2 separate regions of the Homo sapiens genome follow, and region 1 is linked to region 2. Evidence: chromatin contacts called from ENCODE Hi-C or POLR2A ChIA-PET data. All regions are on one chromosome and are shown on one strand. The core of a region is the stretch at or near the end of the contact, and the rest is flanking DNA. Distances in the headings are between cores, read along the strand shown.

Region 1 (7,223 bases), core at 1,199-3,698, 48 kb after region 2:
CAGGCATAGATGCCTGTCAGGTACAATCAAGAATTTCATTAGACTCACAGACACTTCCATTTTACACTCAGCACTCCTGGGCCACAAGTTCTGTGGCTTCACAAGGTACCTGGGGAAAACCAAGAGCAGGTCCCCAGCCCCTGTGCAGACCTGACACAGCTTCTGCCTGTTGGTCCCTTCTCCACCATGCTACCTACCAGGTGAATGTTAGTAAACAAAATCTAGCAGGTAAAGATTAAGTATACATCTCACGGACCAGAGCTACTGATCCAGACTTTCTGTCCGGTATATGACTTTGGCCGAAAAAAAAGTCACATTTCCAACAAGGGCCTCAATAATGTTTTTTCAGTTAGCCATCTGCTTACCAATTCTCTTTAGAGCGATTAAAAACAAACACAAGCAAACCATAAAAAAAAACAAAAACACACAACTAAAGTCAAAGGCAACAATTCAGTGCAGAGAGAGAACAAAAGCTTTAGAAATGAGCAGGCCTGGCTTCTACTGCAGAGCCCAAGTGCACACCTCACTTCTCTTGAGTCTGTTTCCTCATTTGACGTGCAGGGGTAATAATGTCCCATAATACCTACCTCTGGGGTTCTTAAGATGAAATATTATTCCAAAGCCAATTCAATAAAACTTAGATCCTGCCTCCCTTGCACATTCAGAGAGGCAAAACCCATCAGGACACAAAGTTAGGCACTGTTAGTTTCTAACAATAGGACTATAATTCATATTACTATACTCCAAAGCACTCAACGATGTAGTCTATGATCCTTATATTATCTGTATACACATTATGAGTCTCCAAAAACTTGGGGAGAGTTACCCTTTGATAGAACTCCACATCAGATATGGAGGGCTTCCCAGGTTCCCATAAACTCCAGATTCAATTTAAAAAATTACCTATATATCTCTCAATATTCTAAAAAGAGAGGAACTTTGAGGATGATAGACTCACCAAGAGAGGGAGTCCTGGCTCACTTGGAATGGTCTCGGGATGTCTACCTGCCAGGAACAGAGGCAGATAAAGGAAGCACATCAAAGATACCCTGTCATGCTTGATAAAAAGGCAACAGAAACAGTAAACCATAATGACATTTTTTTATGACAGAAAGCTTCTTTTATTTTGACAACACAGAACTTTAAGAAAGGAATTTCATTGCTTCTGATTTATTTCCCATTTGTGACCTAATTCCTTATCACGATGGGCCTGCGCAACTTAAAACACATTGCTATCTCTTGTGGTTCCTGAGGCCCCAGCCCAGATGTCAGAATGGAGGCCAGTGTTCCTTCAGGGCACAGACGTGTACCACTTGGAATGACTACAAAGAACTGCTGGGATTGAGAACTTCTCTCCTGGGGTGTACAAGGGGCCAAGAGAAAGGTCAGAGCTCAGGGGGTGGCTCGCATGATGTACACATGTGGGATCAGCGTGGGAAGGTGACAACTCGGAAGGGTCATACAAACCCTAAACACAAATGCAGTACTCCAGCTGTCTTCCTGGAGTCATCCTGACAGGTAGAGACTGGGGAGCTGCAAGAGTGCATCTTTACGTGAATTGAGTCATATTTGCACACGCACACAGATGGCGCTCCCTGCAGAGGAGTCCTCGGGGTAGAAGCAGGACAGACAAGAAGCCAGGCAGACAGGAGCATGAGCCTCCTGCCTCCCAGCATCCACCCAACTTGCACATGCAAGTCCCTTGACTCTGCAACAGGTAGACCTGGGTTCAAATCCCCACCCTGCCATCTTTTGCACATTACTTGCCCAGGGTTGTTTGAGTTTCAGTCTCCTGGGGTTTAAAGTGGGGATGATGACGAGGTTGTTGTGACTGAAGAAGATAATGCATATAAATCACACTGATGATTACTCGGGGGCTAGAGATGCATCCTTCACACTCCCCCAGAGCTCACATCAAGGAAGCTTTTCCTATGCTAGGGCTGGGGGTGGGTGAGGAGACAGGCTTTCGCTGAAAAGGCATGACCAGAGAATAAACAGCAGGAACCACTCTCTCTTAAACACAGTGATCCCAGGGGAGGGGCCTTCATGTGGAGATTCTCATGAGTCTTACTCTGTTCTGCTTCAGTCTCTGAGGCTCCTGGCCTGGATTTCGCCCATTTACCGTGTGACTCCTTCCCACCAAAGTCCCGCTTTCTTCTCCTGTGACCCCAAGACACTGACAAAACAGCTCCCATCTCCCATTTCCATCCTCAGGCTCAGAGAGCCATGGCTGACTCCAGGCTGCCTGGGTGAATTCCTGAGACAGAGCCAGTTTACAGTGATCATTTGCAGGCTCTGAACTAAGGAACCTCAAAAGTGGACACTCACATGTGATCAAAGTGGACACCCAGGCACACAGTCTCCCTGCGTTTCCTTTCTCCTTATTTGTCTGGAGGAGCCAGGAGTGGGCGGGCTGCAAGCTGCGATGGTCTGGATGATTCATTTCCTCCTCAGAGTCAAGAGCTGCGTGTTGGTGTCAGCGTGAGGCCCACAAGGGGGGAGCCGAGGGCCTCTGAAGCAAAACATTAAGTGGGGTACAATGAAATGAAACATTTATTGAGCATCAGTTTATAAGTTCTTTAAGGAAGAAAGGAGCAAGCGAGAGAAAAGAGTCATTTTGCCATTTTATCCATTTATTATGTACAATATTAAGGCACAAGTTTAAGCAGCAAAGGAGAGGAAAATCTTTGGCTGACCAACAGCATCAATATTTGCTGTGGGGGACAGGCAGTGTTCTTGGAATCCCCACACTGGTACACAGACCCATTTGGCTGTATGGCCATGTACATCACCCCTCAATACAGACTGGCAATATGAAGACGTCAAACGTTACAGCCAGATACCAGTCTGCTGGGAAGAGCCGGCACGAGCACGGCACACTGCCACCAAGCACAGCGACACACACACACAGAGCAGGTTGGAGGGCAGCGGCAGCAGGACAGCTGAAATCGGGTGCCCATGCTTACCACTGTTTCACAGAATTTTACACAATTCTGTAAGTGCTCATGGAGGAGGAGGCTCCCTGTTCCTCCTCAAAAGGAAAAAAAACAAAAAACAAAAAAACACCTTGATTCAAATAAAACCAATGTGGATATATTTGCTTACATTCCGTTTTGTAATAAATACTTACAGGTGTCTCTATGTGAACAGACTCCTAGGCACAATCACATGTAAACACAACACCGGGCATCCAGACTTTGGGGGCTGATACAAGAAAACGCTGTATATGTAGTTCAATATAGAGAGAGCAGTATTCTAATTCTGTGAAGAAGCAAAGTTTCATGACAAAGAAACACCCCAGTCACATCATAACATGACAATAACATGCACTAAAGTAAACACAGTTTTACAGAATACCTACCAGATGTTTATATGAATGATTATGCACTTATATCTGTAGTGTATGCAGAGATGTGAACACATAGGAGGCATGGCAAGAGAATTGATTTTTAAAAATCTGTGTGCTAATGAGGATGATCCCCCCTTGAAGTGGACACTTTGAGAGGCTCTGAGGCCAAAGACTCATTCCAAGAAATTTCTTAGGGATTTTTTTAGAAACAAAAATGGTGTAACTTACCTTAATTGCCATCTTTTTTCATCCAACTGTGCTATCAAGCACTTGAGATTATTTCCAGAACTTAAATCCATCCTCAAAGGAGGAGGATTTCTCATCTCTAAGGGTAAACCAAAGGAACATGCCAAGCCCTGAAGGCCATTCTAGTAGAAGAGTTCCCAAGATATTTTTACTTGGCAGCACTATAGTCAATGAGCACATAGTCTCCCAAAAGACACCTTTTAAGGAGGGCGGGGTGAGATGAACACTTTGATCTTCTGTATGTTAGGAAAAGAAATTCCCACAAACAACCCTATAGTCATACCTCATATGTATGCACTCACTTATACACATGTCTTTATATACCATTAAATTACTAAGTGAGAAAAGGGTATACTACTTAAGAGAAAGAGGAAAAATTGCTCATTTGTTCCAGGAGAAATTCACTACTGAAATGCTAACTTTTGCATTTCCCCAGCCGACCAATTTCTGGTAACTTCTTAATTACTTTGCCTATCTCCCATGGAGCCACACGTCAGAGGCAAACTCATTAAACAATCGTCACATCTAATGAAGACATTTTAAACACTTTAATTACTTAAACAACAAGAAAAGAAACATTTATAAAGCATATACCAAGGCTGTCTCAGGTTTTAGGATGTGGAGAAGCCAATGGTAGGCTGGATACTCTCTGGCTACTTAAAGCCTTACCCATTTAAGAACATTTGTGGGATCCCACTGACTATGGTCATGGTACTCCTTTGCTTAAGAGGAGTGCAAGATCATTCAGAGAACACAGAGAAGCATGCTCCACTTACTCCAGCGTGGACACTGGTTTTGAACCCTGGTTTTGAAAAACACATCTCTTTGCTCAGCATAACTCCCTGCAGTCAAAACATGAGCCCCCTGCCTCAAAAGCTTTTAATGCCCCAATCTATTATCCACTGCTTCTGAGGTCCGCAGCCTCACCTGAAGTCTGTGTCCCTAAGTCTCTGGGACTCAGGTCAATGGGGAGGAAGAATTTCCCATTCTCTCAGCACCTGGCATGAAGGTGCTACAGCCACTGCATCATGAGGGTGCGCACCCAGGTGAGAACAAACAAGAGTAATGACTGGCTGCTCTGCACGGGGCATTCTGAACACCTCCTTCCTGAGTAACAGAAGCACTGAATTCTCTGTTCCAGGTTCAGAACTAATTTGTTGCAACTGTTTTGGTATCCATGCCAAGCCTTGTGGAGTCAAACTCATACATGAGTTCCAAAGAGCAACCCCAGAGGACTGCACCCAGAAGGGCTCCACCACTGCCTGCTCTCCCAACGAAAGCCTGAGGAGGGCCAAGGCAGCCCCTGCCCTGCGTGCATGGTTAGAACATGCTGAACTCTGCAGTGTCACTGGCTGCCAGCCTCTGGGAGGCAGAGAAAATGCTGAGAAGAAAACGCTAAGAAAGGGTTCTGCACATGCTCTGAAAGTTTTGGAAGATAATGTGTTTTTCCTGGCAGCTTAGCTATATGGACCTGCAGACAGTAATAGTTCTCATGTACAGAGGCATCTAATTAGTGAAACTCTAGCTTCAGAGACCTGACTCCAACTTCTCCAGTTCCATATAATATCCTGGCAGCACACAGAAACTGCCAGACAACGCAGTCAAGGGTGAAGCAGAACAATGCTGGAATACCTTCCCGTGAAGCCAGGGCCTCTCCCCTTCATCCTGAGATAGGACCCTCAAGTTCTATAATCAGGCTCCACTGGGAAAGTTTGAAGTCCAGGTCTCTGGGAAGTGCAGAAATATTTTTTAGGTATAGTTTGGAGCTGTGCTTCTGGTGGAACACAATAATTTCCATCTATGCCTAGCATTTATAGGTGATTCTAGGAGTTCTGGGCTTAGTCCTATTTCTTAGGCTCTGAGATGTGTGATAGCTGTGTGTGTGTGTGTGTGTGTGTGTGTGTGTGTGTGTAGTTACACGTGCACACACACATCACAGACAGGCATAGAGACTGCCAAGATGCAGTGCCGCATGTTAGAGGCTGTACAGCCAGGGTCTATGCCCAGTGCCTCTCCAAACTTTGTTTTAAATCATCCTAGCTTCTCCTGGCTGTGAGATTTCAGGAAGGGACTTAACCTTTCTGAGCCCATTTCCTCATCAGTGAAATCAGAATAATAAACGCACCCCCTGTACTCCAGGTGGGTGGAGGACTAATTAAAAGGTATTTACCACACTGTTTGCATACAGTTGACACTAGAAAATATAGTTGCATTATTTTTCTGAAAATCTGTTTAAGATATTGTAAGCTGCCCAGAACTCAGAGCAGGTACTCAGTATATGGCCGGACTTCAGGAAAGCTCTAATGATGAAAGAATTTAGTGCCCTGGCTTGGCAGGAAATTTCCCATAGAAGAAGACATTTTAAAGCTATAGATCCTGTTCTTAAGGAAGAGTCTCAGTAGGTTAAGAGAAAAAAAATACGGTCAAAGTCCAAAATACAATGCCGTTGAAGCCCTGAAACATGGCGATGTGTCTGTTTACAATGAAAACACTTGGCAGCTCAGGGGGACCTCGAAGAGCAAGCAAGTCTGACACCTGATTGGGGCAATCAGGTGTCTGGGGCATGAAGACGAGGCTTCGGGAGAAACAGCTGGGTCTCTCACTCTAACCTATGTCTAAGGGAGGCAGCCCAAGTTTGGGGTGGCCCAGACCTGATGGTAGGGGCTGGCAGAGTTGATTTACCTTCCTATCTCTAGACATTTTCCTTTCTGGTCCATCCCCAACATAAACTGGGGTCAAAATGTCCTTAAGAGAGTTAGCTGTCATCTCCTAACTCATCTCCTATGAAATGTGGTGGGAACAGAGATTAGGAAGGGATGTCTATGCCCTCTCCCCACCCATGTCCATCCTCAACCCTTTCCCCCATGGATGAGGCCTCCTGTGCCCTCTTCCCACACCCTATGGCATGGGGTGAGCTCCATGCTCAGCCTCTCAGAGCTCCTCAGTTTTCCTGTCTGCACAACAGGTACTCCGATGCTCAGTGTGAGACTAGAGGAGGTGATGAGCAGGTGGCACAATGTGCAGTGCCTATGGCCAAGCAGAGCCCCAGAGGGCCAGTTCCCACTCCTCTGTCGTACTGGGTGGCACAGAGGCTGGCCAAAGCCACTGATTTCTTCCCTTCCCTCTCCAGCTTACACCTCTTGTCTTCCTTCTGTCACCTCAATTTGGGGAGGCTATAACTTCACCGGGGTTACACACCCAAGACCAGTCCATTTTAGGATCCAAGCAAAGTTTCCTGAGTAGCACTCTCTTGAGTGTTTCATTTAGAAGGTACTTGGAAGAGGTACCCCCCTTTCTTTCTTCCTCTAAGTAAGCATGAGCAAAGGGAACTGGGAAAACAGCGATCCAGCTGACCTGGAGGTACAAAAACATCAGGACCCTGTAGGAGCATCTCTCTGATGGCCCGATGAGCTTCTCCTCTTTTCTAATCCAGCATCTCTTAGATTTGTAAAGGAAGCCAGTGTCTGCAGAGCTGAATATGCAATGTCACAGCAGAGGTCTAATGGACCCACCACCTAACACACTCCTGCCTCTTTTCCGTGGCACTTCTGTCTCACTTTGAATAAACTGCCTCAAAACTGAAACCCGGAAAAACCTGACAACACTGTATATACAACTGGCCTGGTAG
Region 2 (7,655 bases), core at 2,925-5,424:
GAGTATAATATATACCCATGTACCTGATTCACCCAGATTCAATATTTTGCCACATTTCCAGCCAGAGTTCTTGAAAGAGCTGCTGATATGTAAATTCTACTCCATCTTTAACCCTGAGATGTGGGTTTCCCCTCACTGCCTTAGTGAAAGTGCGCTCAGGTAGCTCCATTGATCTGATGGCCACATCTAGGAGGCACTTCTCAGTTTGTAGTTTCCTATGAGCCATTTTGCCCTTTGATTTTCACTCCTTCCTTGCTTATACATCTTATTGCCCCCTGGTTTTCCTGCTACTCTTCAGTTTCCTTTGTGGCTTTCTGAGCTCTTCTTGTCTCTTGACTATGCCATTGGATTCTATTTTTAGTTCCTTTTATACTCACTCTTCACCCAGGCCTTTCCTGACACACACCCCAAAGTTGAGTAAAACACCACTTTGCTGTTTCTAGAGCACCTATCCTACTGTATTATACTTGCTTGCCTAGTTATTGGCATTCCACAGGAAACTGAATAGGGCCAGGGACTCTATTTTTACTAATGTATTACCAGAACACAGCTCAACATAGGGCCCATTAAATACCCATAGAATGATGGATGCACTCTAGTCCTTTCATGCCAATGTCAACAGAACAAGTCCATTCCTACCCACCCAAATCACCCTCCACCAGGATGTGCCTATGAATGCCTCCAGCATGGCTATGAGGAAGAGCAAAGAGAAACAGCTCTTGATTGTTCCTGCTAATTGGGGCACAAATAGGGAAAATTCCAGAGACATCCAGAGCCTCATGTAAGCCCAGAATTTCAAAGCCTCCCAAAATAGTAAAGCCATTCATGTCAGAGAGAGAGATTTATCTTTCAGATAGATACTTCCCCTGTCTCTGTAAACCAAATCACAGAGGCCAAGGAGCCACCATAAGACCTGCAAGCTGGGAGGAGGATGAAGCACCGCCAAGGGCAGATTTTCCACAAATCCAGAGTAACTAGAGGACATTATTTCACTCTATGGATTCTGAAGCTAAGAAAACTCCGCTTAGCCCAGCAGACGTGGTCTCAGGTCAGCTGGTCTCTCTGAAGGATCAGGGGTGTGGATCACTGCTCAACTGGCTGCTAAATTGTCAATATTTCCGTCAATGTAGGCTGTGAGGGCCACACCAGGCTGTCTCCAGCTGATAATCAGGATCTCCAATCGGCCCTGGGGGACATAAAACTAGAAGCCAAATGGGCAGTTACCACGTTGCAGCATATAATGAAAATAACTGCCATTTACTGGGTACCTGCTGTGTGCCAGGTTCTGTACCAGGCTCTCTGCATATATTCAATCCTCCAACTAGCCAGCAAAGCAGCTGTTACTCATAAGGGCTTCAACAACAACCCAAACCATCCTCATCCCATGATAGAGCTGGCATGCCACATTCTGAAAGCACTCACATTGGCATCTTCTTGTTTGATTTTTAGAGATAGGCATGGGGCATCCATCGTTCCCATTTTATAAAGAGAACACTGAGCCCTACACAGCATCTTGTTTAGGGTCGCACAGATCATACTGAGACTTGAATATCCCTGCACTGTCTGCCTCCAAGGTTTGGGCTCCCTTTGCAGTGCAGCTACCCAGAAAGGTGTTTGGCTCTCACTGCCACATGGCTGTGTGGGCCTGGGTCCTGTCCTGTGCAGAGGGAATGAGCCCTGGAATGATTTCATTTCTGCCACTGAGCACCTCTGCAAGATACAAACTTTCTGAGCTTTGGTTTTTTCATCTGTAAATGGTGGCTGGTGACACAGGCCCCAGCTACTTTGTGGAGCTATGTGAGAATCACATGAGATTAGGTCAGTGAAGCCATTTTTAAAAGCACGGCATCAAGACAATTGTCCAGGAGCGTTATTATTAGTAGTGACGCAGTGTTCAGAGGAAAGTCAAATTTCTTTGCTTTTAAAGGTTTTAAGATGACCTTTAAACAAGGAGCCAGCTGGGTTCTTAGTTCACAGTAGTTTAGCACACTTTAATTCAGAGGCTTTGAAAGCAGGGAGAAATATTTGGTGGCATGGTTCCCAGAAATAGCCGGGGTGGAGAAACTGGAGCTCCCATGGGGAGTGGGGTTAGGGGGTCAGGAAGCTGGTCCAAATCTCCTCTGTCACCAGCTTCTCATCTCCAGACTCAGGAAATCCTTTCCACCCTGGGGCCGTTCCCACACTGACGTCCCACTTCCTCCTGCAAGGGCAGTGCCCTCCTCTGGCCTCTGGATCTTGAGTTGGGGGTGGGGAAGAAGATGAAGGAGAGTCTGTGTGTAGCAGTGGCCCTGCCTATGGGGAAAGCAGGAGGAGGGGTGTGTATGTGTGTTGGGGAGAACACTCTCATTTTCTGATCTTCTGTTGTTTTAGGCCCTGGGCTGAGTACTTCATATATTTTATATTATATAGTATATGCATGAGCCCTACAAGGAAGATAACTTTATTTCCATTTCAGAAATGAGAAAACTGAGGCTCAGGGCTGGGACAGATGCAATGTGAGAACTCACACACAGCCATGAAGTGCTGGGGCTGGATTTAGAACACAGTTCTAGGTGACTACACAGTCATGGCATCCTGCTTCCCCTGAGGGTCTCTCTGTGTGTTCATTTGAGGGATCTGCAAGCCCAGCTCTGCATGTGGTGCCTGACACCCCCTTTGCTGCTAAACACTGAACAAGAAAGCAGGCTCTCCACCAACCTCAGCAGGGCTTTAGCTATTTGTAAGGACTCAAACCCACCCCTGCACACACCCACCTTCTTCAGCCTTGTGTAGGGCTCACCTCCTCCAGGAATCATTTTAGTATTGACTCTACCTCATCTGGTCTCCTCCTCAAATTGTATTAGCCGCCTGTCATGCTGACATCCTGTATACTTGTGTCATTCAACTGTCCTATATAATCATTCACTAAGTGCTGGGGCACAGCAGTCTTCAATTTAACTTAACCAGAGCCCTGAAAACAGCAATGGTTAAGAAATTCCCTCCTACCTTCCCCACACTTAGCTAAGACTTGCTGTCCACTCTTTCTCATGACTCCCTTAAGACTCTCAGTGAGATGAAATCTACTGAAAGGCCAGACACAGACCCTCCAACTCCCTGTTTTTTGTCTCATGAATGATTAACTGAGACTAGGAGTTTGTCTCCCTGAAACTAATTAGGCACAGAGATAAGCATTTCCTGTTCAGCTCACAGAGCCTCCCTCGATGGCAAAATCATCTCATCTGTAAACCACCCCACCTGTAACCCACCTACTCCTCCCTATAAAAACCTAAGGCAAAGCCACCTTCTGCAATTGATATGGTTTGGCTCTGTGTCCCCACCCAAATCTCATCTCGAATTGTAATCCCCACGTATTGAGGGAGGGAGGTGATTAGATCATGGTTGTGGTTTCCCCATGCTGTTCTCAGGATAGTGACTGAGTTCTCACGAGATCTGACGGTTTTATAAGTGTTTGAAAGTTCCTCCTTCGCTCTTCTCTCTCCTGCTGCCTTGTGAAGAAGGTGCCTGCCTCCTCTCACCTTCCTCCATAATCATAAGTTTCCTGAGGCCACCCCAGCCATATGGAACTGTGAGTCAATTAAACCTCTTTCCTTTATAAATTACCCAGTCCCTGGTAATTCTTTATAGCAGTGTGAAAACGGACTGCTACAGCAGTGCTCTGGCCTCGGTTCTGGGGTATTCTCCCTGTTGCAATATCTTAAATGAAGTTGATTTCTTTAGTTGTTTGTTTTTTGTCTTTGATAGAGGAGAGAGACAATAACCAAGTAAACAAAGCAGGTAATTTCTGGTAATAGGTACCATGGAGATGATAAAACAGGGTAATATGGCAGGGAGCTGAGAAGTTCAAGACCTGCAGTTGGCAAGCTGGAGAGCCAGGAGGGCCAATGGTATAGTTCTGGTCTGAGAGTGAAGGCTTGAGAATCAGGAGAGTTGATGATGTGGGTTGCAGTCCAAGTCCAAAGGCAGAAGAAGACTGATGTCTCAGCTTGAAGGCACCTAGGCACCATGGTGGGATAAAGCAAGGTAAGAAAATCCATATGAGTAGTGAAAAGTGCAAGGAAAAGAAAGGAGGGGGATGAAGAAAGAGAATAATAACACCTCAAGGAACAAAGCTGCGTAGCTGCAGAGTCGCCCTCTGTTCTGCCTGCACAGGGCTGCCTAGGATGTTTATAGGCCCCAAACGGTCTTATTTAACCCATTTCCTGTTTAGAAAAAAAAAATGCAGCTCGCTGCCAGTGCTAATTTAATTTTACATAAACAGGCTCTTTGAGGCTGAAGCAAATCTGACTAATTTTTCGAAGTGAAAATGAAATATAAAAACTGTTCTTGGAGTTATTTCTAAACAGAACTTGTCTCTAATCCTAATGTAACAGAAATGTATACAATGTTACATTAAGATTAGAGACAAGAGTATTCTCAGGGCAAATGGGAAATGGGTTAAACGCAGGTGCTAAAGCTCACATGCATGTGAGAGCGTGTGTGGCCTTTACAGGGGGTGTGTGACAGGTGACTGAATGTGTTTAAGATGCAACAGGCTGTGCATGATTTGAGGATGTTAAGAAACTTTAGATTGGTATAGCCTGTCAGGCATAATTACATCAACTCTCTTCACCATCTCTGTCATGCATGCTGTCATGTCTGTCCCAGATCCCATTCACCCACCCTCCTGCAGCGAGTGCTGGCTGCTAACAGCTTGCAGCTGCCTCATTCTACAAAACGTTGCCCTGTCCAGCAGAAGCCCAGGCTCAGGAAGTCCCCCAACTTGGGGCTGACAGCCAACAATCGACTAAAGTGGGAAACCGAAGGCAGCCCTCTTGCCTTAGGGTTGGGGAAGGACAATTCTGCGGTGCAGCTGATGCTCCAGAGCCGACCTTTGCATCAGGCTGAGGACAGACTTCACCTGACATCACATCTTTGCCCAGCCCTTTCTCATTCCCCACCCTAGTCCTTCTCCCTAGCCTCTCTCCCTTATGGGTTTCACCCGAGAAGACTCCCTCATTAAATGACGTGGGCCCAAATCCCTGCACTGGGCTCTGCTTCCGGGCAACCTGGCCCAAGGCACACATGTCAATTCTTCTAACAGTGGTTCAGGCTAGTCTCTGGGAGTGTTAGTCCTCAGCCCATTCCAGAGGTCCAGAAGAAAATACAGATACACGCAAAGTTTGCAGCATGCCTCTACCTCCACCAACTCTTTCAGCCAGAGGGCAGCTGGCAGTGGAATGCGCACCATTGCCAGGGCTAAGCGGGATCCAGACCTTGCATCCTTGCCCTAGGCTTGAGCACCTGTCCTCCACCATGGCCCAGCCCTCAGTCCAGCAACACCCTCTGATACGTGGTGAGGGTGCCCTTTTTCCTGCTAGGCTGCCCTCCAACTCTAGTCAATAGGATGAGTCCAGAGCCCTGAATTCCTGCATTGCATGGCCCTTTGCTGTATTAACCCCCATGTCTGCCTGGAACTAGAGGGTATCCCTCCCCTCAGTTCAGTCTTACCAGAGTCATTATTTTCAGCTTCTATTTTGGTCTATGTGGAAATATTCTTTGGGCAATGCCTTAGGTTTGTTTGCCCTCCACATTTCAGGGGTCTCTGCAGACCAAATTTGGAGCATGGCTTCTGGCTCTGCCATTTACTAACCCCATGATCTTGGCCATGGTTGCTTCAGCTAATAAAAGAGGGGGGCTCCAATTGTACCTGCTTCAGATAGGTTAAATGAGACAATGCATGTAAAGCACCAGTGCCTGGCGCATGGAGAGAACTCCACATATGCAGGTGACTCTTAGTATTGCCACTGTCTCCAGTAGCAGCAGCCACAGCTTGTTTACCACCCCACAGAATTCAGAAAGCACCTTCACACTGAGGATCTGATTGGACCCTCACCACAGTCTCACTAAGCGGGTGGGGTGAGGTCTTGCTCCCAGCTGGCAGATGGGGAAGCTGTGATTGGAAGATTGCTCTGCTTGAGGTTACACAGCTGGTACACAAAATCAGATCATTCCTTCCTAGATCTTGTATTCCACCTCACTGCCTTGCGTCCAGCCTCCTGGGCCTTCAGTGGGCCTGGGCCATGTGTGGTCAGGGGAAGGGAGTATGTGATCATGGGAACTTGGTGTGTCTTCTTGAAAGGAGAAGTGCAGAAGAGACAGTCTGACAAGCGGATTCGGTGGTTCCTGTTTCTGTCTGGGCTCTGCATCAGTTGTCCTCCCTTGCTCTCTCCCTCTGTCCCTCCTCTATGCAGGCATTAACACCCACAGCATGCAGACACAGGGCTGCAAGATGCTTATTTATTCATTGAGAGCACATCAGCTGATTCCTTCTCTATCTGCCTGGAGGAGGCAGGTCAAGATGTGCCGACCTGTGCCCTGTCACTCCTGGGAGCTGGATTTGCTGGCCATACAGATATCCACAAAAAGAAAGCAGAAAGAAGATTTTCCTTAGGTAGGAGAGTACCCCGGAGATATGCATAAATGAATGCAATGTAATTTGCAAAGAAAATGCACAGAGGGGTGGGAAATGGAAAAGAGGTGAGATCTCTTTCAAGCCTCTGGTCACCATGGCAACAATGGCACCTTTTTAAAAAAAGGATAACTGATCATTTCAAGTCAGAGGCTTTTTTTTTTTTTAAACACATGAAGACATACTAGATCCCAGCCTCTTCCATAATCTGGAATAGATGCGTGGAAGGGGGAGTGTACGGCCCAACTCAACACACAGGTATAGAATCTTGGGGGCAAATGTGGATCTGAGCCAAGAAGTCCCTCATTTAGTCACCCTGACTCAGAGCATCCTTCTGAAAACACTTGGTCAGGCTAGTGGGAACCAAAAGATCCAATCCTGAGAGCCCATGCAGGGAGCGACTGTGGAGAGGTGGGATTGGCCTTTCCAGAAGAACCAATAGGGCTCACTCACCTGCAAGGGTTGGGGGTGGTGCTCACCACAATGGACAACAATATAGCAAGCTGTGTGGGACCTGTGATAGGCTAAATAATGATGTCTATGTCCTAATCCCTGGAATCTATGAATATGTTACTTTATATGGCAAAGGGAACTTTGCAGATGTAATTGAGAACCTTGAGATGGGGAGCTAATGCTAGGTTACACCCATGGCTCAACATAATCACAAGGATCATTATAAGGAGAAGGCAGGAGGATCAGAGCCAGAGAAGGTGATGTGTCAATGGAAGCTGAGGAAAACAGAGATGTGACGGTGGAGGCAGAGGCCATAGCCTCGAGAAGTTGAAAAAGTCAATGCAATGGGTTCTCCCCTAGAGCCTCCAGAAGGAAGGCAGCCCTGCTGACACCTTGATTTTATACTTCTGACCTCCAGAACTGCCAGGGAATAAGTGCATGGTATTTTAAGCTACTAAGTTTATGGTCATTTGATGTGGCAGCAATAGGAAACTCACATCAGGACTGATTTCTATAATGACATCAGTCATCATTGTTGAAATAAAGGGACCAGAAAACAATAATCTGCCAGTGAGTGATCATAGTCTCCAAACCTCTATGTGCCTGGCCCCTGACAGCAGGACAGGCCCCTTGAAATGAGTACGCCTGTGCTGGATCATGGAAGAAGAGATGCCTGGAGGAGAGGAAGAGCCCAGACTTCGGGGGAGGCATACAGTGTTCAGGAACACAGAGCCTTCTCCTCTTTTCCATGGAA

Evidence for each region. A loop is a pair of places that touch in the nucleus more often than their neighbours do. ChIA-PET counts read pairs that join two places held with the same protein, here RNA polymerase II (POLR2A). Pooled maps may share reads with other maps.
Region 1: a loop to region 2 is called in a map of endothelial cell of umbilical vein, with 2.5 times the contacts of the local background. The contact joins two enhancer-like sites. A Hi-C loop is called at or near these places in 3 of 168 maps with a recorded cell type or tissue (cardiac septum, endothelial cell of umbilical vein and heart left ventricle), 1 of 37 single-sample maps with no recorded cell type and 6 of 50 pooled maps. POLR2A ChIA-PET finds 5 or more read pairs at or near these places in 3 of 52 experiments (PC-3, Panc1 and RWPE1).

Annotation. Positions count from the first base shown.
Region 1 is chr11:94,872,061-94,879,283 of GRCh38, reverse strand. AMOTL1 (angiomotin like 1) reads right to left here. Exons shown (of 13, transcript NM_130847.3): 13 at 2,536-7,223. Among named protein-coding and RNA genes, the nearest start is that of CWC15, 98 kb to the left of the region's middle. RefSeq lists an enhancer at 2,349-2,860. Within about 2 kb of position 2,448, at least 15 of the 41 ENCODE cell types and tissues checked have a DNase peak (open chromatin) inside an H3K27ac peak, as active enhancers do.
Region 2 is chr11:94,921,335-94,928,989 of GRCh38, reverse strand. No RefSeq gene overlaps it. Among named protein-coding and RNA genes, the nearest start is that of CWC15, 48 kb to the left of the region's middle. Within about 2 kb of position 4,174, at least 3 of the 41 ENCODE cell types and tissues checked have a DNase peak (open chromatin) inside an H3K27ac peak, as active enhancers do.